Linked DNA regions of Mus musculus: regions 1, 3, 4, 5, 6 and 7 are each linked to region 2. Evidence: chromatin loops called from intact Hi-C (ENCODE). Cell type or tissue: heart. All regions are shown on one strand.

Region 1 (4,000 bases), 740 kb before region 2:
TAAGTATTTCAGTTCTTTCTTGAAAAAAAAATTAAATTCACAAAACAATTGATTATCAGTTATAAATGGCAAAAACACCATCTGGTTTTTAAAATTGGTTCAATCCATGTAGCGAGGGGAAAATGCTGGAAGTTGTTCCTGGCGATGAGTTCTAGTCCGCGGAGCAGAAAATGACGCGCTTTACTATGAGAAAGCCAGGCTAGTCATAACTTGTACTTAGCGGCTGTGGGAATTTGATGCGCTCCTCACATGTTCCATATGTTAAAATGCTTGGTGACATCTTTGGTGTGAAAGTGGGGAGGGGGTGGAAGGGGAGTACGGTTAGGGGATAGAGGAACAACAGCTTGCTCTGTCCAGGAGTCTCACCTCTGGTTCTCAGGAAGATCCTGGTGTGGAAGAAGAGGCTATCAGTCCTCAGTTTCCATACCTGGTAAAACTGGATGGGCTAACTTCCTCAACTTCTCCATGGCAGGTGGCATTTCTGAGGAAATTTTTAAAGGCGTTTGCATTCTTCCAGTGAGGTAAGCCACACAGCATTGGCATTTCCTATAGAAATGTCCCATGTTGTTCTTTGCCAACTGGAAATTTGAGTAGGTGTTCATTTGATGTGCCAAGAGAATGAAGGGAGACGAAAACACTCCACATCTTCCAATGTCCCCCATACTGCGTGCTGAGAGTGGGAGGACTCGGGCCTGGCTAGATTCTCTTGGAGCCTCAGCCTCAGGAGCAATGCTTTTCCTTAGGAGTCTGCTGCAATCCTGTTATTTTCAAAAAACGTTTCTGGGTTGCTGGCATATTTTCACCTTATGTTAAAAATACAGCTCTCCTTTGCTTATTATTCATGCATCATGATGTGAAATGTATTCCTTCACTTAACACATATTTATTGAGGCACAGTGCAGCATCGTGGTTAGTTGTGAAGGCTCTGCCTCTCTGTCTGCAATTAGAAATTGTGATTTTTTTTAAAAGGCTGGTGCTTAATTTTTCTAACCATGCTATATTTAAAAAAATGGGGAAAATAAATAGTATCAATTTTGAAGGTAGTTTCAGAGACTAAAGAAGATTGTGCACAAGAATTTCTTGATAAGAACTCAAGGTCACAATAGTCCTTTGTTAACTATAAACTTGATATCAGCTCAAGGTCTTTATAGTAGCAGTACTATAAAGAATAGTGAATATTGTTGAGTGTCCGGCTCTGTACTGTTGTGGCTGACATATAGGATCTGACTTTGCAGTCCGTCCTGTCCTGTTGTCAGAATAAACAGTCTCTGAGTTTTTCATTCTGATTTTGGTAGAAATCTGCTTTGTATCACGTCTAATCTAGGTAGTTTCACTTCTGGCTTTTGCAGACTGGGCATTATCCTGGCGGTCACATGGTGTTGGTTTTCTGCCTCGTATACTGTGATTTGCCTACTGGAGCTTTCTCCACTTCTGGAGGACTGCTTGCAGTTCGTGCATTGGGGCCTGTAATTACAGAGCAGAAGATCCAGGGATGTGGAGACAGGGCAGTTTCGAAAATTAGTTTATGCATAATGGATAATATGAGGCTGCTTTAATGTGTAACTCATTTGATGGGTTGGCCGATCTTAACTTCCTTTTGATATTTATTTATTTATTTTTAATTTATTTGCAACATGAGGACAGAGGGCTTGGTACAGCTCTTCTAGACTATAGTTCAGATTCAGCAATTTACATTCAGTAATCTCTTGGTCATTTAGCCACATATAATTTGTCATGGTTTGTTTTAGCTGTTGTGATATTGATATTTATTATGCAAATTGTATTTCCTACATCTTATTGTTCTGCATTCTATGAATACTTAAATTATTATAAACCTTTACACTTAATACGGCTCGTCCTTCAATTTGATGCTTGAGCAACAGAGGGTCAGAGCACACACGGTCTTCTAGAGGGAAAGAAAATAAGTAATTAAAAGGCAGACAAACAAGAGAGCCGGCTGCCTTGTTGAAAAGAAATCAAAGATAATTTCGGGGAGGGAGGAAGTGTGTCCAGAGATGCATGCAAGTCCCGTCAGCGGGAGAACCTCTCTGAGACACAACTAAAGTGAGGACCTGTTGGTCTCTAGATGCCTTAGAAAGGACTGGAAGCATAGGAGAGAAGGGAATTGAACCGAGCCCTGGAAGAGGAACTCGACTGACTCTATCACTGCCTCGGTTCCCTACATTCCCTTCCCCACGACCCTGACCGGTAGATTTTTTTTTTTTTTGCTTTTGTGTGCGTGTAATCTTAAATATTCCATATTACTTATATGCTATAATCTACTAAACATGGGAAGGACACTTCCAACAAGCTGGGAAGCCTGAGCACACCCACCTTGATTTACCTTTCCCCAGAATCTACAGCCAAACATCCACTTGAAAATCCCAGAACCCCGACTCCACAGCTTCAGTCTTCCAACTATCCCCTAGTCTGCCGCTAGGCTGTTGAGCGGGCTCTCCTGCTCCGCCGGACGTGCAAAGCACGCATGCACTTCTCTCAGATTGTTTTGTCAATCCGGGGACCTGCATTCGCACTCTCCACTCCCGGGTTTCCCAAAGATCTTATTCCTTCGTGCAAGGTGAGGGAAAGGAAATTTTGTAACGTATGACTTCGATAGGCCGATGCCCACGCAGTGCCCCGGCCCAGGAATCTCGCGGTCAGACTCTCCGACCAGGAGTCCGCCGCGGCGAGTGGCGTAAAGGTTCCTAGTAAAGGTGCACGAAAGCGAGAGACCCGCCTCCTGAAGCCGCAACCCCCTCCCCAGCCACCGAGCCGGACGCGGGCCAGTACAGGTTCTCCTCCTTCGGGGAAGCGAGGCCGAATTTTAACGTAAACATATTTGCATAGGCCCCGCCCCTCGGCCCCGCCCCTAGGTGGCGCGGGCGCGCGGCCGAACGCTAGCGCCAGGGGGCGGGGTGGGGGAGGGGGCTAGTTCTCGGAGAGCCGGGTTGGGCTCGAGGTGCCACGATTGGTCGCTCCTGACTCCGCCTCCAGCGCATCTCATTAGCATCTCATTAGCTGTCCGCTCGGGCTCGGGAGGCAGCCACCGCCGCCAGTCTGAGGCAGGTGCCCGACATGGCGAGTGCTGTGCTGCCGAGCGGATCCCAGTGTGCGGCGGCAGCGGCTGTGGCGGCGGCGGCGGCGCCTCCAGGGCTCCGGCTCCGGCTCCTGCTGTTGCTCCTTTCGGCCGCGGCACTGATCCCCACAGGTAGGTTGTGGGCACCCGCGGATTGGTCCCGAAAACCCCCCCGGGCACCCCCAGGAGCCGTAGCTATGGAAGGGGGGACGTTTCCATGACAACCTTCCCCCACTTCCTAAATCCAAAGCGGCGGGAGCGTGGCAAGGAAAGTCGGGGCTGCGATGGAAGGGGCCGAGGGGTCGGCGCCCCTTCTCTCCTATCCGCCGGCTGCGGATGGGCGCCCTCAGGGATGGCTGCACCCACACCTCTTCTTCCTGGCGTAGCGCGGGGTGCTGAGTGGAGTGGGCTCGGGGCCGGGGGCTAGCGCGTGGGGGGAAGGGGAGCCCTCGGAGGCGCCCCGAACCTTCCGGACCCTCCGAAACTCGCTCTCGTCCCTGGAACTTGCAGGTCCTCCTGTGTCCCTGGGCTAAGCTTTCGCCCCCTCCGTTCCAGCTCGCCCCCCCGATCGATTCTCCATTCCCCGAAGCTTTCTCCTTCGCGGGTCCCCAGGACATCCCCACCGTCGTGTCCTCTTCCCGGCTTGCCCGCGCTCTGCAGCCAGGTCCCCCGCCCGAGAGCTCTGCACGCCTCTCGTGTTTCCCTCCAGCCGAACGCTGCCCCTCGGCCCCCTCCGCTAGGCTGCGGGTCGGCTTGGCTGGAATCCAGGCAGGGAAAGTTCCCGGCTCGGGGGCGGCCGCTCGTCGCCGCCGCTGCAGGAGGGCTCTTGGAGCCCGCAGGTTGTCCGCGCCACCGAGGCCTCTGCCGCGAGTGGGGATCCGGGATTTCCCGGCTGCGCGTCCTTCGGGCAAGCGGCCCGCAGGT
Region 2 (4,000 bases):
TGTGAACTTATGTAGAAGCAGTTCCTTGGGGGCAATTCTACTCTTCATTGTCAGGATACCAGCTGTCCAGTTCAATAGCAAACACCAAACATGAACCAGAAGAGGTTGCACAATCCAACAGAAACAGCAAGGCTCCACTGAATGGGCATGAGCCTGTGGAAGCAGTTCGAATCAGCCAGAATACCACAAGAAGTTCTTTGACGCATTTCTCTCTGTGAAGTGAAGACTAACGAAGACCACTGAAGACCAGCGAAGCACTGCACAGCGTAGCAATGCAAGAGCCTCCTCTCACTGTTTGTAGGGTCCTACTTATACTCTTTCTATCACGCACCCTCTCACCTGTCTGTTTTCAGAAACCATCACATGCCCTCTCACAAGACAGCTTCCAGAAAAGCCTCAGGTGACACATTTCTGAGTTGTTAAAGAAATCAGAAATTTCCACTCTAATACCCAAATATAATATTAATGTTAACACTAATATCTAACAGAGTCTACATGGTTCAATTTTTTCCTAGTCATTCTTAAATTCACTCTGGTCCCCTTCCCTCTACTTCTGCTTATGAGACCATTAAGAACTGTATACCTAGTTTTGGAGAAAAGGAGAGGGAAGAAGGAAGGGGAGGAGACAGAGAAAAGAGAGCAATTGATGTTAATTGATTAACTGGGAAGAAGTCGTATCCTTATTCTTTAAGAACCCAGATTTGCAATGTGGAGAAAGAGAATGAGCAAGTGGAACGTGACTGCTTGCTTCAAGAACACAGCCCTATACCTGAGAGGAATGATAAGCCTTTCAGTAAAGAAGGAAGAGGAAAGACAAAGAACAGAGCATAACATCAAAGGAAAGTGGCAGTGTTCAGATAACGAGTGGCCAAAAAAGGAAAAAGAGAAATTGGAAGTAGAACTTGGCAATGTAAAAATTAATACTAATTAGACTCTTTGTCCCCTCCCCCAAACATTTAATTAGCATGCATTAAGTAATCAATCATTAAATCTATGTGAAATTAATTTGTTCTGAGATCTTTACACATATATGCTCAATTTGCAAGTGGCATGGTGAACTCCTCCCAATTTTAATTAATTAGAGCTGGCATTGGAGATGGAATATTTATTTATGGACCAGGTGCAATTAAGGAAGAAGGGCTATGCTCACCGAGAGAATGCCAAGAATACTGCAGCGTGTGAGTGCGGCTGACACTTAGAATCCCAGAGCAGTTTAAACCCCAAGAGTCACTTCCTTCAGACTATCACAGAGGATCTAGGATAGCCGAAATCTGAAGCTATGTGCTTTTCTCAATTTTTTGAAAAGCTAACAGAGATGCTAGATTTTGTCTTGATAAGACTGCACTGGCTAGATAAACTATCGGACTGTTGCTCTGCCTTTGGCTGGGATTATGTTCATTCTTTATGATAATGTTGGTTATCTTCTCCTGACCAGATGCCCCAATTATCAGTCAGCTCTGTCTTTCATGAAAAGCAGGAAATAATTTTATTTTAATCATCGAGTTTATTTGGTCTAAGAGATTTCTCTGGAAACAAAGGGAAAGGGCGGGGCACTAAGGGAATTGATAATGGAAAGCCTTAAAAAGAAAAGATAGAAAAGCCCTGTTCTTGCCCCAACCCTAACAAAGAGGAAGATTGCCCAAGTGATTGTGCCAAGTTCACACCATGACTTATTAAAAGTAATTAACAGCAGTCTTTCTGGTTCATCAAAGGTTACTTGAGGAATAAATTTCGTAAGTTAAAAAGTGGAAGATCCCTGGAGACACTAAGTCTCAAGCAAGAAAGTCACTCAGAGGCTGATGTGTACTATCCAGGGAGGGTGGTGGTGGCTGGTGTCTCTCCGGGATGGATGGAGAGATCCATCGGAGGCACACCGTCACCAAGTCTCGGTGTCTGAGGGGTCCTGGCTTGCTCACCCCTATGGTAGGAAAGAAGGGATGATCAGAAATGACCTTTAGGTTTTTGAGTGGCAATTGAAAGGTGCTGTTTGCTGAGGAAGAGAGCCAGAGAGGAGAAACAATGTCGACGCAAATATTATAAAAATCGCCTCAGGAGACCTTGGAAGTCAGAGATTCTAAGATTTACTCCTGTCCCAAGGGTCTCCGGGATGTTTGTAAAGCCAAGGACAGAAAAGGACAAGGGAGTTCGCCCAGCTGGGTACCAGGCTTTGTGCCTGCGGTGGGAGATCTCTGCCCAAGGCAGACGCCAGGGGTCAGTGCAGGCCCAGCATCCCCAACTGGAGCGCCGCCGAGGTCTCCCGCCTTCAGAGCGTGTTCATTACGGAAAGAATTTAAGAGAACTCTAAACGGCAGATTCGTTTATGATAGCGGCATTTACAGGCAGTTGTAATTATAGTGTATGGAAAACAATTATTCCCTCCTAAAATTGCTCTTTTAATTTTCTCTTATTTGTCCCACAGTGAATGTTAAATAAGCCTCATTGCTTTGCAGACTGCATGGGATATGTGCACAGAGAGAAGCTCCAAAGAATCTGTTACGAACCACACACCACGCTAACCTGCCCAGGCGCGCTCACACACGTGCACACGCGTCCCTTGTACACTTGACTGGCAAGCTCTGCCGAGCACACTGGTCCAGCCTGAGGCTTCCCACCACAGTCCCATTCCATGAGCAGCTCAGGGACGTCACGTGGAAAGCTCCTCTCCACCCATTAGAACATCCACTGGGCGGTCCTCAGGAGCCACTGCTCTCTGAACCGTTCTTCTCCCTCCAGCGTCCCCGGACATGCCTGGTAGCTCCAAACTGTATTGCACCGTGTTCCTGGGTCAGACATTATTGCTCAACAAACTTTCATCAACTCCGTTGTTTACGATCCTTAGCGGCAAAGTCCTTTGTACTTACCAGTCTCCAAAGTTTGGCCAGTGAGAAAACAGTTCCTGGCTGTATATCCTGGCTATAGCTCAGGATAGTGCTTTCCCGGGGACAATCGCAAATTGAATACCTTCCCCAAAAATGCTAGTTTGCAAAGTGCGGTGTTTTCATATTCCAACCCCTACCAAAGAAAGTGGAAAAGTCAGGTTCCAGAGCTGAATGTGTCTTTTGGAGACTTCTGCTACATTCAAGCGCCTTGGCCAAAATGTGCTGCATTTCAAAGCGTCTTGGGACTTTAGAGAGGTTTCAAAGACAAGGGGCTCAGCAGAGGTCTCCAACTGTCCTTGATGAGAGAATAGACGTCTTTAGACTCAGACTGTGGGGCAGATGGCTGGGGATGGGAGACAAAACACATCTTCTCAGTCAAAGACCAACGACCTTTAATAAAAGAATTAGGCGGTGACATTACATAGGTTCTCGGGCCATCTTGGAGTGATTAATGTTGGTGGATGGAGGCCAAGCTCTATTAGGAAAGGATGTGGAAGGCAGCCTCCTTGATTAAAAAGTTTGCGTTGGAGAGGGGACTGTTTGCAGTTTTAGAGAAGTGTTACTTTTAATTGGTTGTCTTGGCCTGGAAATGGTCTTGATTGTTATAAAGCTCTCTCTGTTCACAGGAGGAGAGAGAGCAGGAGGAAGGAATTTCATATGAGGGACAGGAAAAATGAAAATGAAAAGGATGCTGGTGCCAAGTGAGCCTTCTGTTGGTGCTGGATGTTGGCAGACTGGACTCTTCTCTAGTCATCCATATTCTCTCTGTCTTGGCTTGAATGCTTAAGGGACTTCTGAATCTCTTTGTTTCCTGTTTTTACCACAAATGTATGAAATAGTCCTGAGAGTGCCTGCCACTTCTTATCTTAGTGGTCTTTTTGTTTTAGGTTTTTGGGTTTTTTTTTTTTTTTAACCTGTTAGGGCTGCTGTAACAAAGCACCAGAGGCTGGGAAGCTTACACACAATAAGAAGTTTACTTCTCACAGTTCTGGAGCCTGAGAAGTCTGAGATCATAGATGCTACCACATTCATTGTCTGGCTCCTTATAGTCAGTGCTTTCTCTCTGTGTTCTCACAGGGCAGGGAGACCAGCAAGCTTCCTGGCTCTGTGGTACAATCCCA
Region 3 (4,000 bases), 320 kb after region 2:
TGGACAAGCTCAGGTTTTGCTGTGACTGTCACACACAGACACCAGACTTCTAGATTCTTCAGCCTTTGAACCCCAAGTTGAGCTAGAGAGGCCTTCTCCGCTCATCCTGGGGTTGCCTTATTGCTCCTCTTTCCAAGGCTTCCAGCTTCTTGCCCAGAGCAGCTACTGGCTTTTTTGGCTTTGTAGCCTGGAGACAGTCATCGTCTGAGACGACTCAGTCAGAGATGTTCCAGTCTCTGCTTATGCAAGGCCAACTAACCAACCCCCTCTTATACATACATTCCATTCACTCTATTCCTGTGAAGAACCATGACTAGTGCAGACACCAAGTTTAAATTGCTTTCATCCTATGGTCAAGCCTATAGTATGTGGTAGCCAGTAGGATTCCTGGAGACCATAGGCTCAGGGGTGTGATACACAGAAAGAGATCAGGCCAAGTTCAGAAAGAGATGGTTACCAAACTAAACATCAGGGCAATCTCTAATCCAGGGGTCACCAGGAAAAATACAAACCACCCCCAGCCCCAACCCCAACCCCTGGAAGCCGAGGGAAATTATTGGTTGTGTGAATGATGGATGGGTAGGGCTAATTTCACTTGAAAAAATTCTTTTGAGACAAGGTCTGAGGATAGACTCAAATTCCATATGTAGCCAAAGATGGCTTTGAACTTCTGCTCTCCGGCTGTCTCAGCACCTGAGTGCTGGAAATCCAGGCACGAGCCACCACACTAGGTTTCATGCGATACCCAGGGCTTTGTGTATACTAGGAAATCACTCTACCAACTGAGCTTCAGCCCTCTCTGCCTTACTGGAATCTTAAAGGATGAGATTAATTCCGGTGGTATATGTGTTAGAATTCTCTTCCCAAAAGCATGGTTTTTAATGAATAAAACCACAGAACGTTGGACCTTGTGGGTACATAATTCAACCCTTCATTCTGTGCCGTGGAAAACAGGGCTTTCAGAGGTGAAGTCCTCTGGCTTGACCCCAGTCTCAGCTTGTCATCAATTAAACAAGAGGTTTTAGCTTTTCATTTTCCAAGTCTTGACTCACATTAGAAAGATGAAGTCAATATATTGATTTGGCAAGGGTAAAGGTCATAGTCAACTGCAGAACTTTGCCGCACTTAGAAAGTTGGAGAAGGTGGGACAAGTGAAGGGGGACAGAGACTCCTCGTTGATCAGTAAGGAGCGATCAGCCAACAGCTTGTTCTAGGACCATCTGCCTTGCTTCCTGTGCTATTCTGCCTGCATACCTGCTCCTCAAGAGTATAAAGTCACCTGGCTAAAACCAACCTACCTGTTTATTAAAGATCCAAAGGCCTTTTTTCTCTGAAAAGGAAGAGATGGTATCTAAACAGGAAAGAAACTATTTTCTGGTTTTCAACACTTAAGTCAGAACAAAGGTAATATATTAACTCAATGGTCTGTGGAAGGTTCGCAATTCAGCCCCAGTCTTCCCATTTATTTATCAGACACCATTAAAATTAAAATTAGAATCTGGACCCTAGTCTTTTAGTCAGCAACCAAAGCCACCAAAATACTTTTTTTTTAAATATTAAAAGATTTGCAAAAGCACAAAAACTTCTTGTCCCTTTGTTAAATAAACAGGAAATAGGAGATGATGGTAAGTTAACCACATTATCTAATATTCAACAGTTCTCACACTAAACTGGCCTGGAGCCTCTGTATAGGGTGACTAAAATTTGCATTTTGTGTATAAACCCAAAAGGAAAAAAATTTATATTTGTAAAAGTAATCACATATTTTTTTTGTTAGAGGAAAAATGTGCTGAGATCTCTTCCCCTTTTCCTAGCAACCTCATGAGTGTCCAAAGGAAATAGGTTTCTTGTTTTGGAAGGTTTAATTTCTATTTAAATTCCTTTTGGAGTACATGGTCTCAGGCTTGGAAAGGCTTTAGTAAGAGCCGTGTGCGCCCTCTGCTGGTCTCATAGAGGCCAAACAATCTGCTTCCACTGTGCATGAAACTGGCCAGCAAAGAAGAGAGGAAGGACCAAAAAGCTGAGATTCTTACTCCTACTGCAAAATCCGAAGCAGGATGCGCCCCTGAGTCCATTCCCAGTGGTGTTTCTCTTTGCTATAGTATTCAAAATTCAGTATAGAAGTTGAACATGTCTTAGTAACAAAGTTGAGCTGCACAGACCTGAGCTATGAACAAGAGGCACAGTTGTAAGGCAAGCCTGGCATGTCTTGTTTGGATGGACTCTGTCAGAACAGGCTGGCAATTCCTGAGCACCAAAAGACCTATTTATTACAGTGTACGGTTATAGGTTTATTTTGTTGCTGAGAAAGAAAAGCAACAAACAAACAAACACACAAGTCACTCTAACCAAAAGCAACTCAGGAGGAAAAGATTAATTTAGCGTACATTTCCAGGTCACAGTCTAACACTGATGGAAGTCTGGGCAGAAACTTAAGCAAAAGTCCTGGAGGAATGCTTGCTAGGTAATTTATGCCCACCTGTCTTTTTTATACCACCCAGAACCACCATAGATGCCTAGAGAATGAATGGTATTCCCCACAGTGGGCTGAGCCCTTTTATATCCATTAACAATCAAGACAATCCCCCTATACACACCTACAGGCTGATCTAATCTAAGCAATCCCTCAATATAGGCTTTCTTCTCGGATGACTCGAGGCTGTTTGACAATTAAAGCTAACTAGCCCACATACTTTCTAGATGCTGTGAGACTCCATGACCTCTGCCCTCCCTCAGGGATTAAGGCCCATAAAGCCAGAGACAAGCTTTAGAATGTAATGAGAATATGGTAAATATCTTCTGAGTGGATGCCTAGCTCTAAATAAGGTTGGATTCCAAGTGTTCGTTAAGAAAATCTAATGAATGTAGCAACTTGTGTTTCAATAGCTGTTCTAGAAGGAGTTAATTATACCGCAGATTTCTAATATAGCATAGCAGGCTATGGAATGGCTTTATGGGCATCTCATTTGATTTCAATCCAGTCCTGAGAGATGCCTATCGCCCTTGTTTTCGAGAAGGGTCCCCAGCCTGATGAGAGTGGTGTGCTACTCTAATGATGATCATATTTTCTGTCCTCAATCTCCAACATTCTCCCCTCTACATGATTTACTGGTTGCCTCGAATCTCCAAGTTGGCCGGAGGTTAAAATTAGAGAGGCAGTCACAGTCTTCAAAGCGGAGCCTGGTAAGCCATATCATGAACATGTCCTTTGATTACTCTTGACAGCCAGATGATAGGAATTACCAAGGCTGGGCTGCATAACGCTAAATGGGCTAACCACCTCTTTAATAGCTTTCTTTCTCTCTGTTCTTCCCCAGGGCATTATGCATAGCCCTACAGTCTCCTACATCACACAAGTCTGCTTAGGGTGAAACTCTTCAACGTTTCCCTTAGAAAGCCCGATGGAAAAAGTCAAGCGCGAGTGGTCAGAGGTCAAAGACATTTACAAGCTGGGACGAGAGTGACCCCTGAGTCTGTGTTTGCTCATGACTTGGTGGGTCTATTTTATTTCAGAAAAAGGCAAAAACAAACAAAAACAGAAGCCGAATGTTTGTTTAGGTCTGGGGTTTACTGAAAGATCGAGCCAAGTAGAGGGTGGGCCTCCGACAGGCAAAAGTCATTTCATGCTTTGGTACACACTGCTCTCAGGCTCTTCTTCCCTCCTGAGTCACCAAACACACCCTTATTCGGCCTGCAAGATGCAGAACAAACACTATGGGCTTTGGCCCCTTCTCCCTCAAGCATCCAGTACTACTATCTCTCCATCCGAGCCCTTCTCTAATTTCTGGTGTTATATTTTGTTTGCACATCAGTTTCTCCGAGCCACTAATTATTCCTTAGGAGGAAGAAGCAACATCTTTTATTTTTAATATTTTTTATTACGTATTTTCCTCAATTACATTTCCAATGCTATCCCAAAAGTCCCCCATAACCCCCCCCCACTTCCCTACCCACCCATTCCCACTTTTTGGCTCTGTTGTTCCCCTGTACTGGGGCATAT
Region 4 (4,000 bases), 350 kb after region 2:
CTATGTCTCCTCTGCACGGACCCAAATAGGCATTTACGTGAGACAGGTTAACGGGACAGGAAGTGTTAAGCCCTAATATAGCCACCAGATTGACCCAGTCAGACCACCCCAGTCAATGTCCCTGTAGAAGGAATGGAGGTGGCTGCCTCTGTATAAACAAGGGGGTGTGTGTGTGTGTGTGTGTGTGTGTGTGTGTGTGTGTGTGTGTGTGTGCGCGCGCGCGCGCAGCTGCAAAGGCAACTCTTACAGGAGGACCTAATTGAAACCTGAGAGACCAAGGATTGCTGATGCAAACAATGCCAGCCAATTGAGAACTGCTGTTTGAAAGAGATGCTTTCTTGGGACCAATGGGGCATGGGTGGAGGGTATTAAAGGAGCTTGCGGCATCATTCAGACAAGTGTACTGCAGCATTCATGACCTGCTCCTGGAGTATGTGCCATTGATTCCATGACATTTCATCTGCGACCCCAAGGACAAGTAGGGTTGGGCAGCGGATGGTCCAGGGCACAGGGAGCATATCCCTACCAGCTGCTATGTCACTACACTTCCCCAGCCTCTATTCTACATACACTTTAATGCTTTTTGCTTTTCTCTGAGAAATTTGACTGCAGCTAAGCCTGCATGTCAGTGAGTTAAGCTAAACAATGTGATGAGCCTTGAAGATCACAGATCACAGGCTTCACAAAATAAATGCTCATTTGTGTTCTCTCCCCCCCCCCCCCCAGTGAGTGGGTGGAGGTTTGGGAGGCAGCCTGTGGCCATTCGACACTCAGATTTCTTCTCTTGTATGGCTCTTTGATCAGCCAGGATCCCAGAGTTGGGGCATTAGAAAAGGAGAGAAAAATGGGGATGGATCAGAAGGTTGCAGAATCTGGCCCAAGCAAGGCCATCCACTGATCCCTTAGGACAAGGAGGCTGGGAGCTGCTCTGGCCTCCACCCCCCTCCAGTCCCTTCTCACAAGTAAAGAAAAAGTTAAATACTCTCTGCCAAAAATCCATTCTCACTTGCTGTGGAAATCTCCTCTGTTAACTTCCCAGCCACACCTTCAGTCCTTTTGGTCTTTGCTTATCTTGTTGTTGCTGGAACTGCAAACCTTCTCTGTCTCTTCTAGCCAGGATCGGCCACTGGTTTGTATCTGTTGCAAGAATTTCCTTTGGCCTGTCTGCCTACTCAGATTGACTCCATCAGAAACCTAATTTTGATGGACCCTAATTAAGCATTTTTTTTTCCGATTGCAGTTTTTGCTTCTAAAAACCGTGTTAAGTTTGGGTGAGGTACAGGCATGTCTAATCAGTTCAGCCACCTTCATCAGTGTTGGTCTATTGGTTCACAGTTTGCAGAAGAAATGCTTATCTGGGCACAGAGAAATGGATCCACCACCCACGCAAGGAAAAAGACCGCTTTAAAATCCATTTCCTGGCCTCCAATTCTCCTTCCCTGCCTCCAATCCCTGCTGCCCCTTGCCTGCAGAGTCAGCTTTCCAAAAGCACGCATGGAAATGTACCAAGTTGTTTGGAAAGCGCTTTCAACTGGCCAAAGAGGCGCTTAGCCAGCTCGTGGGGGCACGAGTCTATTCTTGGTTGCAACACTAAGGGCTTGCCTCTTTGAACTGGAACTCTCTCAGCGCCCACATGGTTTCTTGACTTTAAGCTCTTGCTCACACTGCCTGGCTCCTTGCCTGAACCCTCCCATCACCAGCCACCACTAGGCTTTCCATCCCTCACAAAGGACAGCATACTTGCTCTGGCCTTAATGATTGCAGAATAGAATGGCCTGGGTATGCCTTGCCCACTGGGCTTGGCTTGCCCCAAATCTCTGGTCTTCGGGAGGTTTGAGGGCTGAAAAAACTTTCTCTTGCAAAGGTCATCTGGTGTGACTGTGCTCTGGTATCTCGTCCCTCCCAGAGGGAGATGAAGTGTCCTGGGCCCCCGCTGTGGAGGCAGGGGAAGTCACTACTGCGCATGCTGGAGTGAAGGGCGCATTTCTGTGCTGCCTGCACCCTTCCTCTTCCTGATTATCCCATTCAGGGCTTGGGATCTAGGAGGACAAGAGGCATTAAGCAAGGAGTGAGTGGTCTGGCAAAGGAAGCGGGGAGGAAGACTCTTCCTGGCCATGTTGATCCTGAAGCCTGCTAAATTCAGAGCTCTGCTGCCCCCTTGTGCCCAAAGAAAGAAAAACCAAGAAAACTCCCGATCTGATCCCACTGGTCTGAGAGTCATCCTGTAGCCTCCCAAGGGCTTTGTGTCTTAATAGCTTTTCCTGGAAAAATGTAAACCCATGTCCAGGCACTCCAGAAAGGCACCAGCGCAAGGTCAAAATATGATTTCCCAAAATCCAGCTTGGTGAGCTCAGTGTTGTTGGGTTTTCTTTCTTTTTTTTCTTTTTTTTTGGGGGGGGGGGTTGTTTGTTTGGTTTGATTTGATTTGATTTGGTTTGGTTGTTTGGTTGTTTGTTTGTTTTGGCCTTTCCTGCAGAGCACAGGTAATGGGTTACTTACAGGAGAGTAGGTGGCTCCAAACAGACATATCACCACAAAAGACCCAACCCATCATGGGTATTGACCTCATGGAGGCTGCATCGTGGAGTCCTGCCTTTGATCAACCTTTCACTTCCATATTCTTTAGCATCCCCCAAGTTCCCTTGGGGCTAGGGAAGGGAGTGAGGGCTGAAATACAGGGGAGCATCTTCTGACCCTCCCTAGGAGGTGGTGCCATGATCATCCCCCCAGAGATCTGGCTACTTCTGTATTATACTGCTCTGGTTGTCATGGCTACAGGGCAACATCCAGGCAGCATTCTGTTATGACCAGAAGAAAAAGCCCCTTACAGGCCAGTATTCACAATTAGAGACAGATATTCAAGGGGTGACCTGAGGGGAAGAAGGGAAGGCTGACAAGTTAAAAGGCAACTTCTCTGTGGGAGCCTCAGACTGGTCCATCCTGTGAGCAGCTCCATTCTGCCTATAGATCCTGCCTAGAGAAGCATTTTTTTCTTTTCAAAATTTCTCTCTCTCTCTCTCTCTTTCTCTCTCTCTCTCTCTCTCTTTCTCTCTCTCTCTCTCTCTCTCTCTCTCTCTCTCTGTGTGTGTGTGTGTGTGTGTGTGTGTGTGTGTGTGTATGTGTGTGTGTGTGTTTTCATGAGTTTATTTGCACTACATGTGTACCCGGTATCTGTAGAGGCCAGAAGGTGGTATTAGGTCCTCTGGAACTGGAGTTACAGGTAGTCATGAGCTGTTTAATGTGGGTGTCTGAACCCAGGTCATCCACAAGAACAGAAAACACTCTCAACTGCTGAGCCATTTCTCTAGGGCCCCTCCCTGCCGTCTTTGGACACTGACACCATAACCCAGGTTGGTCTGGTATTTGTCGTGTAGCCCAGGAACAGGCTTTAAAATCATGGAAATCCTCCTCTCTCGGCTTCCTCAGGGGTGGGCTTGCAGGCGTGAGCCAGCACACCTGAGTTCCAGAAGCAATTCCTGTCCAAGGAGTTCTTCTGCAGAATGAGGCTTGGGCTCAGCGCCAGGTATATAGACCCTGTACTCATGTCATTTGCCTATGGGATCTTACGTTCTGATGTGTTTCTACCAGTTTCCAGTTTCCAGCCTTCCCCAGCCTCTGTTATCCCCTGTGGTACAACTCTGCTTATTCTTTTTCAAGGATTATCCCATAAAAGCATTGGTCTTTATTTGTTATTATCTGCTGTATCTTCCCCACCCAACTAGAATGAGGGCAGAGCCTTACACAGCAGGCACACAGTGTGCTTCTTTGACAAGAGTCCTCCTAGAACAACAGGAAGGCAAGCGTCATAACAGTATCCATGTGCACGTGTGTGACTCTGTCATGCCTTTCTGGGTGAGGGAGGGAGTTCAAAGTCAGCCTGGACAACGTAGTGAAAGCCTCTTTCAAAGGCAAACATGACAGAGGAGAGGGCTGGGGACATGGTTGGTGGTACAGCATCTGCCTGGTGGTACAGCGTCTGCCTGGAATTTGTAGGGTTTTA
Region 5 (4,000 bases), 190 kb after region 2:
ACAGACATATACAGAAGCAAAACACCCATACACATAAAACAAAATAATAAACTTAAAAAAAGAAAGAAAGAAAGAGAGAGAGAGAGAGAGAGAGAGGGAGGGAGGGAGGAAGGAAGGAAGGAAGGAAGGAAGGAAGGAAGGAAGGAAGGAAGGAAGGAAGGAAGGAAGGAAGGAAGAAAGAAAGAAAGAAAGAAAGAAAGAAAGAAAGAAAGAAAGAAAGAAAGAAAGAAAGAAAGAAAGAAAGAAAGAAAGAAAGAAAGGAAGGAAGGAAGAAGCTATTCCAGAGTCACCGAGTATTCCAAACTTGTCTGACCGGATGGGATGTTCAGTGACGTAACGGAACCAGCCAAGGCCAGAACTCATACCCTTCACCCTCCAGGTCAATTCTACAAGCCACATCCGGCATCACGGTAAGATCGCCTGTGCCTCGTAATAAAAGAAGAGTCTACATGGAAGGAGAAAAGCAAGAGACTTTTGCCCTTGACAGTGAGACCGAGAGACAGGTGGGAGGTGACAAGACAATAAACAAAAACCAAAAAAACAACAAAGCCAGGGGCTGCAGAGCTGGCTCAGCAGGGAAGGCCCTTGCTGTTCTTCCAAAGAACCCAAGCTTGAGTCCAGTCCCTGTCAGGCCAGGCAGGTCACAACTCCTCGGGTACATGAACACACAGAAGCACACACTCACACAGACACATACATAGGAGTGAAAATCTCCAACGTGTAAAGGAAAAGGCTAAGTTACAGTTAAGAGGCGGATGGTACACTGGGGGAGTGTTTGCAAGAAGGGATGATAGAATCCTAAATATATCGATAGGGTTTTATATACTTTAAAAAGATGCACTGCTTCTATAACAGAAAATAAAGACAAAAACATTCGTGAAGAGTGGCAATTATACACAGGAAGTGTATTTTTTTTAAAAAGCCAAAGTTTTTAAGTGAAGAAATGGATAAAATTGAAAAAAAAATCTGTACCTCCTCTTAAATTGCCAAAAAATTATTTTTGACTATTTTCTATGATTGTTCATGGAAGGACAAGGAAATGTGCTCCCTTGCACAATGCTAGTGCTAGTCAAAATTAACACCAAATCACTGATAAAAACACCAAATCACAGGCTATAATCCCAGGATGATTACAGAACCAGGGAGCCTTGGGCTTTCAAATAGAGACACTAAAATCAAGACTATAATAGGAAAAGGGAGGAACAGAATAGAGCTTCAAATTGCAGTTTCAAAATTATTTTCACTGCGGGGATTTCAATAAAGGTACTTTTTATTCATCTAAGTACATTTTGTTGTTTCAAGCTACAAGCAACAAATTTATTCAATAACTGTCATAAAAATTACCTGCATAAAGACTATGCGTGGGAAGTCTAATGCAGCTCTGTTATAAGAAAGAGAGGGAGGGAGAATAGATTTAGCAAACCTATATATCTTAACACCAAAATACAATCTACAAAATGACACTCATCTTAAGGAGAATTTTTAAGAGTTCATACAAATAAAACACTACTGGAAAATTTTTTAGATTTGTGTGACCACAAATATATATACATATATTTACAAGTCCCAATGAACATGTCCCTGCTCCAAAGAGTGCTGGAATTACAGTGTTTTCAGCCACATCTAGCTTTTTTATGTAGGTGCCAGGGATTCGAACTCAGGTCTTGTTTGTGCAGCCCACTAAGCTATCTTTACTTCACTGTCACAAGTATATCATAAGCCAGGCACGGTGGTATATTAGTTTAATCCCAGCACTCAGGAGGCTGAGGCATGAGCATCTCTGTGAGTTCAAAGCCAGGTTGGTCTACATAAGAAGTTCCAGGTCAGCCAGAGCTAGTGAGACAGTCCCAAAGTGCTTGCTGCTCTCCCAGAGGACCTGAGTTTGATTCTTAGCAATAAGATCATGTGGCTTACAACTACCTATAACCCAAGCTCCAGGGGATCTAGCGCCCTCTTCTGGCCTTCATATGCACCTGCACTCACATGACCCAAATATAGAGAACACATAAATAAAAATAAAATAAATGTTAAAAACCAATCATGAGGGACTAGAGAGATGTCTCAGTGGTACAAGCACTTGCTGCTCTTTCAGAGTACTCGGGTTTGAATCCGACATCTATATGGCATCTTACAACTGCCTGGAACTCCATCCAGTTCCTGGGGAATTCTGACATCCTCTTCTGCCCGGCTCAGGCACCAGGCACACACATCTCACTCAGATAAACACATACAGGCAAACTACCCATATACATAATCTATTTTTTTATTTTTAAAAATTACAATGAACACATACTTGAGGGATATTTTATATGCATAAGTCATGCCATATTGTGTTTCAATGTTCAAAAATAAGACTTGTAGGTGGCAAGAGAGATGGGTCAGCGGTTGAGCGCACAGGCGACTCCTCCAGAAGATCTAGCTTCGGCTCCCACAGGGCAGCTCACAACAGCCTGTGACTGCAGCTTCTGGCCTTCACAGGCACCTAATATACACACACATGGTGCACAGATATACACTAAGGCAAAGCATTCACACATATGAAAAGTATTTTAAACGTTTAAATAAATACCCTTCTCTTCTGTAAATGAAAGACCAGGTCTAAAAACCTGGTAAATACAGGTAAATCCTAAACATCTGAAGATGTCAGCTCAGTCCCCAGGACCTACAGGGTGGAAAGAAATGCTGCAAACTGTCCCCAGACCTTCACACTCACACAATGACAGGTGTGGTGCACAAGCATGCACGTGTGCACACTTGCACACACACACACACACAAATAAATAAAATTTAAGAAAAGAAAAGAAGAGAGAAGAAAGCTTACATGCAAAGCTTTACAATGTCATTACTCATCTGCACTCCTGCAACCTCTGCCCCTGTCAGCCCTCAGTCCCTTTACACTTTCCTGAAGGATCCCACTCAAATCTGAGCTTTTTCCAATCTTCACTCTATTAACTCTGAGGAGACTAATAGGGGAAAAATTTACTTAATATCAAGACAGGTCTTCAAGGTCTGGAGACAGAGTTTAGTCAGTAAAGAGCCTGCCATGCAAACAGAAGGCTGGGAGAGGCTCAGGGTGCACACAGTGTTGTGTACCTGAATCCCAGGACTGGGAAGACAGAACCTGTGGACTTCTGTGGACCACTGGGCAGCCGGCAACTCAGGAAGCTCCGGGTTCAGTGAGAGACCTTGTCAGAAAACTAAGTGGAGAGCAACTGAGGAAGGCATTGATGTCAACCTCTGGCCTCAACATACGTGTGATATAGCCAGTGCACACGCATACACACACACACACACACACACACACACACACACACACACACACACACACACACGGTAACTCTAAGGACTCCCAATATAGACTAGTCAGTATCCTGAACCACACAGCAGGCCCCTGTGTGTTTGCCTGGAATAACATGGCTTCAAGTCTGGATACCCAAGTGAGACACTATAGAGCTTCAACTGACCAGATTGGGCACCATCCCCTTATTCATCATCATCATGTAGAGGTTTTGTTCCCTTTTGTTTATAAGGACCTGACAGAATCACAGCTGTAGCAGGCAAGGCCCATTCACCCTCTCGGCAAACACATACTACAGGCTAGACCCACCCACCCTCTCAGTAAACACTTACTCTTCAGCAGAATCTGGGGTCTCCCTTCCCTCACTCATCATGTTCCATCAGCAGATGCCCCGATGGTCTCCGGAATACGGCATACCCTTTGCTACTTAACACCACTGTTTTCTGTGACTCTGCCTTCTTCACAGCTTCCTCAGCCCCGCACCAGGAGCCATTACCTCAGCACCGTAGCATGTGCACAATGTCTGCCAGAATCTTAAGTCGGTGAGTGCAGTGAGGCCAGAGACCTGAGCACTCCACTTCTAGAACAACCAGCAAAGTTAGGTTCTTCAAAAGAAGAATATAGTTGGGCAGTGGTGTTGCACGCCTTTAATCCCAGCACTCGGGAGGCAGAGGCAGGCGGATTTCTGAGCTCGAGGCCAGC
Region 6 (4,000 bases), 88 kb after region 2:
GTTTGCTGCCCCCACCCAGGTTGTCTTCTCAGCGCTTCTCACTCTGCCCTCTACCCTAAACTTGCCCTGTTCATGGGCTTCTCTTTCCCCAGCCCTAAACTTGCCCTGTTCATGGGCTTCTCTTTCCCCAGCTTCCCACTCCTACAGAACCCTGCCATTTCTGCTATGCATTCCTCTTGGCCTGCTCTCCACTCTTAGTCCTCCCTTTTGCCTTCCTTTCTTCCTCTCTCTCCTCCTTCCCCCTCCCCCTCCCTCTTCACTCTTCCTCCCTCTCCCCCTCCCTCCCTCTCCTTCTCACTCTCCCTCTCCCTCTCCTTCTCCCTCAAAGCCATAGTCAGTCTACTACTTTCTTTCCCTGCTCTGAACTTTCACAGAGGCCCTGGCAGTACACTCCCTCTTATCTACAATAAAAAAACCCTTCCCCTGAGCCATACCTTGGAATGGTCATGTCCTCCATTTACATATCCTGTCAGTATGCCACCAAGCACATGCTTTGCATCTGTTTTCTATGGACATTTGCAAGTAGAAAGATCTTTCTGGGAAACAATATCACTCCCCCCAAACTTCAATGTTAGGCAAGCCAGTTTCCTGCCTCTCCCCAGCCTGGTTTCCTGTCGGTCCCGACAGCTTGCCATAGTCCTTTGGGGCTCATTTCAAACAAAACAAAATGTGTTAGGAAGACAGGATCCCTGGGAAGAAGATAATGCTTTTATTTTTAATTTATGAATTAATTTTTAAAAGTCTCTCATATACCATATCCTGGGGCTCACTTCAAAGGAAACAGCTCTTTTCCTGCTCTGTTTCCCCAGTCATGGAGGGTATTCATAAGTGCTTGGGAATCACAGTGTTCGCTCCAATCCCTAGCATAGGCAAAAGGTCCTGGGAGGGTCTGGCCCCTTCCCTCCCGGAGGCCTGATCACAGCAGGAGGCTTTCTGGAGTCTAGTGCAGTCCCAGGCTCTCCTGTGAACTCAGAGAAGATGACATAGAAGAGGCTATAGGTAGGTACAGTATCTTTATGGGCCAAGTAAGTCTCTAAAGCTCCCATACTCTCAATGAGCCTCACTTAGATTTTAAGGATTCCTTTAAAATTTAAGTTCCAGCGAGAAGTCAATAAGGATGAGTGATGTGGAAGGCATCAAGCAACCTTTATCTGTCTAACAATCTTCTGGTTTGTAGATGCGTCCTGGAGGGCCATGTTGAGAACTCTGAGAGTATTTATCTCTAGGCTCAGATCACCTGCCCTGCTACCGATGTCATTAAACATAAGCCATGGAGAATATATGCAAGAAAACGTAGCCTGATTATCTTTACCCACTGTGCAGCCACTACATAGGCTTCCTGCTCCCTGCAGCCCTGAGTCAGCTGTGTTCCAGCTGTGCTTACTGCTGGGGGTTTCCAGTTACATAGTTGGCCTGTTACCTTGGTTTCTGAGAGGTCAGACAAAACTACCAGCTTGTCCAGATGGGTTCACATTACTACTTGGGACAGCTTGGGACAGCTATCCGTAGCCCTTCGGGGCTCATTTCAAATTAAACAAAATGTGTTAGGAAGACAGGATCCCTGGGAAGAAAATAAAGCTTTTATTTTTAATTAATTTAAAATTTTTTCTCATACACTACATCCTGACAGCAGTTTGCCCTCCCTCCACTTAGGTCCTCACTTACCTCTCTCTCCCCCAAGATCCACTCATTAGAGGGAGGTGGGGGGGGGCAGGCCTTTCAAGAATATCAACTGAACATGGCATAAAAAGTTACAATAAGGTGAGGCACAGGTCTTCATATCAAGGCTGGATGAGGCAATTCAGTAGGAGGGAAAGGATTCCAAGAACAGGGTTCCAGAGATAGCCCTCACCCTCACTCTTAAAATTCCCACAAGAAGACCAAGCTACACTACCATAAAATATATGCAGAGGACCCTGGATCAGACTCAGACAGGCTCTGTGACTGTCGTTTCAGTCTCTGTGAGCCCCTACTAAGTTCTGTTAAGTTGTTTCTGTGGGGCCTTGGCCTCATGGTGCCTTTGGCTCCTTACAATCCTTCCTTCTCCTGTTCTGCAGGGTTCCCTGGCTCCACCTAGTGTTTGGCTGTGGTCTCTGCATCTGCTCCCATCTGTTGCTGGATGAAGCCTCTGTGATGACAATTGGGTTAAGTCCAATTGGTAAGTCTACGAGTATAGCAGAATACGGTTAGGAGTCATTTCATTTACTTTGCTCTGCCAGTCTTGTTTGATTCTTTTGTGGGTCTCTGGACTATCCAGCTTCTGGTTCCTGGCCATCCAGGCCAGGTCATGATATGGGCCTCAAGTTGGACCAGTCATTTGTTGGCCTCCCTCACAAATTCTGTGCCACCATTACCCTAGCACATCCTGAAGTCAGGACAGAATGTAGGTCGAAGGTTTTGTGACTGGGTAATGTCATCCCTACTGCTGGGAGCCTAGTTATGGAAGATGGACAATTTGGGTTCTGTATCCCCCATTACAAGGAGACTTTGCTAGGGTCACTCTTGTAGATTCCAGGAAATTTCCAATATAATAGTTTTCTATATCATTCTTCAAATGCTCCCCAATCAGGGTTGTATCTCCCAGTACCCTCTCCCTCACTTCCCCTCCCCTCCCACCTGACCCCTCCTGTTCCCATCCCCACCAGCCCTCAGGAATCTCAAATATCTTTTAAAAAATGAAAAAAATGTTCATCATCCTTCGCCATCAGGGAAATGTGAATCAAAACAACTTTGAGATTCCATCTTACACCTGTCAGAATAGCTATGATCAAAAACACAAGTGACAGATTATGCTATCGAAGATGTGAAGCAAGGGGGAACACTCCTCCACTGTTGGTGGGAATGCAAACTTGTGCAGCAGCTATGGAAATTAATATGGGAGGTTCTTAGAAAACTGGGTATCTATCTCAAGACCGAGCTATAGCACACCTGGGTATATATACACACAGGATGCTCTATCCTACCACAAGGATACTTGCTCAACTATGTTCATAGTAGCTTTATTCATAATAGCTAGAAACAAGAAACCACCTAGATGTTCCTCAACAGAGAATGGATAAAGAAAAGGTGATACATTTGCACAATGGAATATTGCTCAGCTGTTTTAAAAAATGACATTATGAAATTTGTGGGAAAATGGATGGAGCTAGAAAAAAATCATCCTGAGTAAGGTAATCCAGACTCAGAAAAACAAACATGATATGTATTCACTATGAGTGGATATTGCCTGTTAAGTAAAGGATAGTCATGCTACAATCCACAGGCCCACAGAGGCTAAGAAACAAGGAGGGCTCAAGTGGGATGCATGGATCTTCCTGGGAAGTGGAAACAGAATAGATTTTTCAGAAAATTAAGCTGTAAAGGACATACATGTAGGGGCTCCTAGGCAAAAAGCACTTGCTATTCTAACAGAGGACCCTGGCTCAGTTTCTCACACACACATATAGCTCTTACAACTATCTGTAACTCCAGTTCCAGAGGAACCAACACTCTCCACTGTCCTCTGTGGGCAGCAGGTACACACATGGTATGCATGTGTGTATGTAGGCAAAAACTCATATACTTAAAAAAAAACAATTTATAAAGAAAAGAAAGCATGTGTTCTTGAAGCTAACCCACTCTGAAAAATAGTCGACAGCTAAGACTGTCCTTACGGTCTGTTCTACTTTGGTCTGAGAACAAGGTTTAAATGAGAAAGATTTATTCTGGCTGTAAATTTGGGGACAGGGATTGACTTGTAAATGGGAATCATATACTTATTAAAGTCAGCAGAACGATATTATGGTGGATGCAAAGATGAGGTCTTGAATGTTCTGTTGATTTGGTACCCAGAACTCTTCTGTGGCCCGAGGATTCCACCCTTCCACACAGTGTTCTTAGGAGTATGGATTAAAACATTACAAAATTACATGGAAAAAGAAATTTCAAACTATTTTACTTACAGGCATAGAAGCACATGCCTTTGCTATCTAAAAGGCTACATAGTAACATTTACTGGTTC
Region 7 (4,000 bases), 290 kb after region 2:
CCTCCTCTGCCTCCTCTGCCTCCTCTGCCTCCTCTGCCTCCCCTGCCCCTGCCCCTGCCCCTGCCCCTGCCCCTGCCCCTGCCCCTGCCCCTGCCTTCTGAATGCTGGGATTGAAATATGTGCCTTGGTGCTTGGCTCAGACACACTTTTTAAGAGAGGCTATTAAAATAGTATTTTGTCTTGAAAAACAGAAAGGTGAACATGTTCAGGGCCTGAGGCAGGAAGATCACCATGAATTTGAAGCCAACCTAGGCTAAAACTTTAAAAGATGAAATAAAAAAGATATGGAAGAGGAGAGATAAGAATGAAATAAGATAAGTAAATGAAACCTTAGGACTAGAACTTCAAATTTGAGTGATGATCATCATGTCACAGTTGTCACCTGAGAGTGACAGTACAGCAGTGGACACAAAGATCATTCCGGGGCTAAGGTATGGGTGGGTGAAAGCAATGGGGCAAAGTGAAGAGCCAGTAGAGTAGGGGCAGACTCAAGACATGACCACCTCCTCCTCCTCCTCCTTCTTCTTCCTTCTTTTCTTTTCTTTTTTTTTCTTTTCTTTTCTTTTCTTTTCTTTCCCTTTTTTAAATTAATATTTTCAAATCATTCTCCCCAACCCCTGGTATTTTTCTCCTCAACTGTGTGGTGGTGGTGGTGGTGGTGGGGTGTGTATGTGTGTGTTTTGAGGGAATTGGTTTTCTACTTTCATTATGTGGGTCCCAGGGACTGGACTCAGGATATCAGTCTTGGCAGCAGGCATGTCTTTAGTCATGAGGCCGTCTTGCTAGCCCAAGACATAAGTTCTTTTTAGCTGGAGTTGCCATTTGGAGAGACCAAAGCACATCATCAGTAGGCAGCCTTAATCAGATGGCTTACTTTTGACAGAGGAAGAAAAAGACATAGGAACTCTACGCATGCGCACTGGTCCTTCACAGGAGGTGCACCTGTCAGCTCCTAGAGGCAAGCAGACAATAAGCACATCTCCAGAACTAGACAGGGTTGGACTTCCCCTACACTTTTGCCTCTTTACCTCTAAGTCTCGTCCTGTAAGGTCAGAGAAAGGAAAAGAGGAAGTGATTCTCTCCAGAGGAAGTGTGCTGATCTGAACACGAGACACCCAGTTCCTCAATTCAGCATCCTGATTACAATGACTGTCCTTCCCTCCCTCACACAGTGGGACTTTTTTGTTGTTATTATTGTTTATAAATCAATAGGCCTCTGACCCAATTATTTGGGAACTATCTGGATTAGAAAATATTGCGACCTTTAAATTTCATACTATAAATTGGCCTCTGACCCAATTATTTGGGAGCTCTCTGGATTAGAAAATATTGCCACCTTTAGATTTCATACTATAAATTTTAACAGGGATGTTTTACTTTATTTAATTACTTAATTATTTATTTTACATCACGATCGCAGCCCCCCTCCTCTTGGTCCCCACCTCGCACAGTCCCCCAACCCCTTCCCTCCTCCCCTGAGAAGGGGGAGGCTCCTCCTGGGTATCACCCCACTCTGGCACATCAAGTTTCTGCGGGACTAGACGCATCCTCTCCCATTGAGCCCAGACAAGGCTGCTCAGTTAGAGGACATGATTCCACAGATAGGCAACAGATTTAGGGACAATCCCCCGCTACTCTCCAGTTGTTGGGGGACGCACAGGAAGACCATATGAAGACTGAGCTGCACATCTGCTACATACGTTTCTTGGCAGGTGGTGAGGGGAGTGGACCATGCAAAACAGAAAGAAACTGGGGATACTTTTCTTGGACAGTTTCTTTAATTATAGAAAGAGACATTTATTTATTTGGGGCTAGGTGATGGGAAGACACATGGGCCACAGCAAGCATATGGAGGTCAGAGGACAATGTATGTCTCAGGGATTAAATCCAGGCCATCAGCCTTGGTGGGACCATTCTTCACCTGCTGAGCCATCTCTCTGGCCTCTGAGATTTGTGAGACAGAGGGAAGTCTTCATGAAGGCTGACTCCACACTCAGGTCTAGAAATGAGCAACTGGCACAGCCCTCCTACTTGTGGCTGATGAAGGAAAAGCACAGGACCCACGAATGTAGATGACAAACATGTTTTCTCAGGATTCTGGAAGAGAGTGTCCTTATTCTTCCTTACAAACCAATCTAGGGACCTTTCATCTTCAGTAGGTGAAAGTGTGCCTGATTACCGAAAGCTACTGGCAGCCATCTTGTGGCCACTTGGGGAAAGACATCTCCAAGGCAGAGGGAGAAAGCAACCATACTTTACCTTCTCTAGAAACATAAATATTTGGAATTATATAGGATATAGCCTTTTCCGATTAGTGTCTTCAATTTAGTAATTTATATATGGTGTGTGTGTGTGTGTGTGTGTGTGTGTGTGTGTGTGTGTGTGTGTGTTTGTGTGTGTGTGTGTGGTTGTGTGTGGTTTGTGTGTTGGGGGTGTGTATTAAACACCAGGTCTCAAACGTGCTAAGCAAGTGCTTTACCTGTAATCTACACCCAAAAACAGTAGTATATGTTTTAGTTTTCCCCCATTACCCAGAAATACTAAAATGTCTTTATCTAGTGATCTACTGAGGAATACCCTGGTTACTTCCAAGTGTAGGAAATGATAAAAAAAAAAAAGTGCCATAAACACCCATGTGCAGAATTTTATATGGATACTCGTTTTCCTCATGGGGTAAAGGCCAGAGTGCAGTTGCTGGCACTACTCACCTGCTAAGAGTAGTTGTAGCTTGCTGATTCTCTTGTAAATGACTTGGCCCTCTCATGCCTGCCAGCTCCGACAGAGAATGCTCACTGCCATCCATCCACCTTGTATGCCAGTGGGGTCCTAGGTTCTGGATTTGGGCTCTGCTCACTGCTGTTCTAGTTTTCATTTCCCAATGACATAGTGTGGAGCATCCTTTCTAGTTATTTGCTGTCATCTGTGCTCTTTGAGGATCGACAGCTTAAGCCCCTTGGCTCATTTTTAATTGGGTTGCTTCTTCTTGTTGAGTTCTAAGGGTCCCCCATTGTAGGGTGCAGCTCTGATGCTAAAGTCCTATTCCCCAATCTGTTCTTGATTTATCAGTAAAGAAAGCCATGGGCCAGTTGCTGGGCAGAAGGTATAGGCAGGACTTCCAGGCCCCTGGATACACAAGAAAGGAGAATGGAGTTTGCCATGCTTTGGAGAGAGAAGAACAAAGAGCCATGTGAGATCTCGAAATGAATGGAGTGGTCACACAGGTTGCTCCCGTCATCGGTGCGTTCTATGTCACTTCCGTCAAGGCAAATTCAAGGTCACCCAGACTTCCTCTTGTGTTGCATTGTAGTTTTACATTTGCTCTGAGATCTACTTCAGGTTACATTTAGAAAGAGCCAAGGAATTGTATCACGACTGCTTTCTTCACATTTGGATGCCTACGTGGTATTCACACTGTAGTGTGAACAAGGCTAGTTTCTCGCCATTAAGTAAGATATTAATCTGTAGGGTTTTTATAGACAGGATCAAGTTAAAGACCTTTTCCTCTAGTCCTATCTGCTAAAAGTTTTTCTCATTATCCATTTGCTATGAATCTATTAATATGGTGATATGACTCTTTTCCCCTTTCCCCTGTTGATATGATGGACTGATGTATAAATGTTGAAGCAGCTTTGCATAACTGGGATAAATCTCATTTGGCCATGGTACATAATCTTTTTTTGTTGTTGTTGTTGGCTTTCGTTTTTCAAAATGTGGTTTTTACATCTGTCTTCCATGGCTGACCATGGTTAATAGTTTTATATTTGTGTAAGGCCTTTGTCTGGCTCTGCTACTAAGGTGATGATGGATGATAGAGCACATGAGGAACTTTCCCCTCTGCTTCTGGCTTCTGGGAAAGTATTTAGGACATTTGGTAAAATTTCCTCTTTAAATTTGGTAGAATTCACCAATGGACTCTTTCGTAACATAGTCTGTTGTCTATTGATTAAATTTCCTTTGTAGATATGAGCCCATTTCAGAGTGTCCATTTTTTTTCTTGAGT

Evidence for each region. Hi-C counts contacts between places; a loop is a spot of excess contacts. Peaks named below come from ENCODE experiments on the same cell type or tissue, not always from the same donor. Only the 100,000 strongest peaks of a DNase experiment are listed, where the experiment ranks them.
Region 1: a loop joins it to region 2, with 3 times the contacts of the local background. A loop is called at or near these places in 6 of 42 quality-filtered maps.
Region 3: a loop joins it to region 2, with 5 times the contacts of the local background. A loop is called at or near these places in 20 of 42 quality-filtered maps.
Region 4: it touches region 2 in a loop (8-fold over the local background); 14 of 42 quality-filtered maps call a loop at or near these places.
Region 5: a loop joins it to region 2, with 2.7 times the contacts of the local background. A loop is called at or near these places in 22 of 42 quality-filtered maps.
Region 6: a loop joins it to region 2, with 9 times the contacts of the local background. A loop is called at or near these places in 23 of 42 quality-filtered maps.
Region 7: a loop joins it to region 2, with 4 times the contacts of the local background. A loop is called at or near these places in 11 of 42 quality-filtered maps.

What each region holds. Positions count from the first base shown.
Region 1 is chr9:47,527,298-47,531,297 of GRCm38, forward strand. It overlaps Cadm1 (cell adhesion molecule 1), which reads left to right and starts at 3,055. Exons shown (of 11, transcript NM_207675.2): 1 at 3,055-3,208. The coding sequence starts at 3,076. In heart, CTCF peaks have their summits at 2,428 and 2,920 (motif pointing right); DNase peaks (open chromatin) are centred at 2,984 and 3,694; H3K4me3 peaks cover 2,164 bases; H3K27ac peaks cover 2,096 bases; H3K27me3 peaks cover 938 bases.
Region 2 is chr9:48,264,618-48,268,617 of GRCm38, forward strand. Gm51672 (a long non-coding RNA gene) reads right to left here. Exons shown (of 4, transcript XR_003948154.1): 4 at 1-4,000. It also overlaps a transcript of Nxpe4 not described here. Among named protein-coding and RNA genes, the nearest start is that of Gm51672, 17 kb to the right of the region's middle. In heart, a CTCF peak has its summit at 2,211; DNase peaks (open chromatin) are centred at 2,224 and 2,664; H3K4me3 peaks cover 822 bases; H3K27ac peaks cover 596 bases; H3K27me3 peaks cover 722 bases.
Region 3 is chr9:48,584,583-48,588,582 of GRCm38, forward strand. It overlaps a transcript of Nnmt not described here. Among named protein-coding and RNA genes, the nearest start is that of Nnmt, 19 kb to the right of the region's middle. In heart, no CTCF peak of the experiment used is centred here; no DNase peak of the experiment used is centred here.
Region 4 is chr9:48,616,734-48,620,733 of GRCm38, forward strand. No RefSeq gene overlaps it. Among named protein-coding and RNA genes, the nearest start is that of Nnmt, 14 kb to the left of the region's middle. In heart, a CTCF peak has its summit at 2,163 (motif pointing left); DNase peaks (open chromatin) are centred at 978, 1,588 and 1,988; H3K4me3 peaks cover 470 bases; H3K27ac peaks cover 700 bases; H3K27me3 peaks cover 938 bases.
Region 5 is chr9:48,457,174-48,461,173 of GRCm38, forward strand. The region is part of intron 4 of Gm39335 (a long non-coding RNA gene); the gene reads left to right. It overlaps Gm39334 (a long non-coding RNA gene), which reads right to left. Exons shown (of 2, transcript XR_870723.3): 1 at 3,094-4,000; 2 at 2,246-2,482. Among named protein-coding and RNA genes, the nearest start is that of Gm39334, 2.1 kb to the right of the region's middle. In heart, a CTCF peak has its summit at 1,976 (motif pointing left); no DNase peak of the experiment used is centred here.
Region 6 is chr9:48,352,930-48,356,929 of GRCm38, forward strand. It overlaps a transcript of Nxpe4 not described here and a transcript of Nxpe2 not described here. Among named protein-coding and RNA genes, the nearest start is that of Nxpe4, 7.1 kb to the right of the region's middle. In heart, no CTCF peak of the experiment used is centred here; DNase peaks (open chromatin) are centred at 612, 1,402 and 2,082; H3K27ac peaks cover 1,179 bases.
Region 7 is chr9:48,557,806-48,561,805 of GRCm38, forward strand. It overlaps a transcript of Nnmt not described here. Among named protein-coding and RNA genes, the nearest start is that of Nnmt, 45 kb to the right of the region's middle. In heart, a CTCF peak has its summit at 2,201 (motif pointing left); no DNase peak of the experiment used is centred here.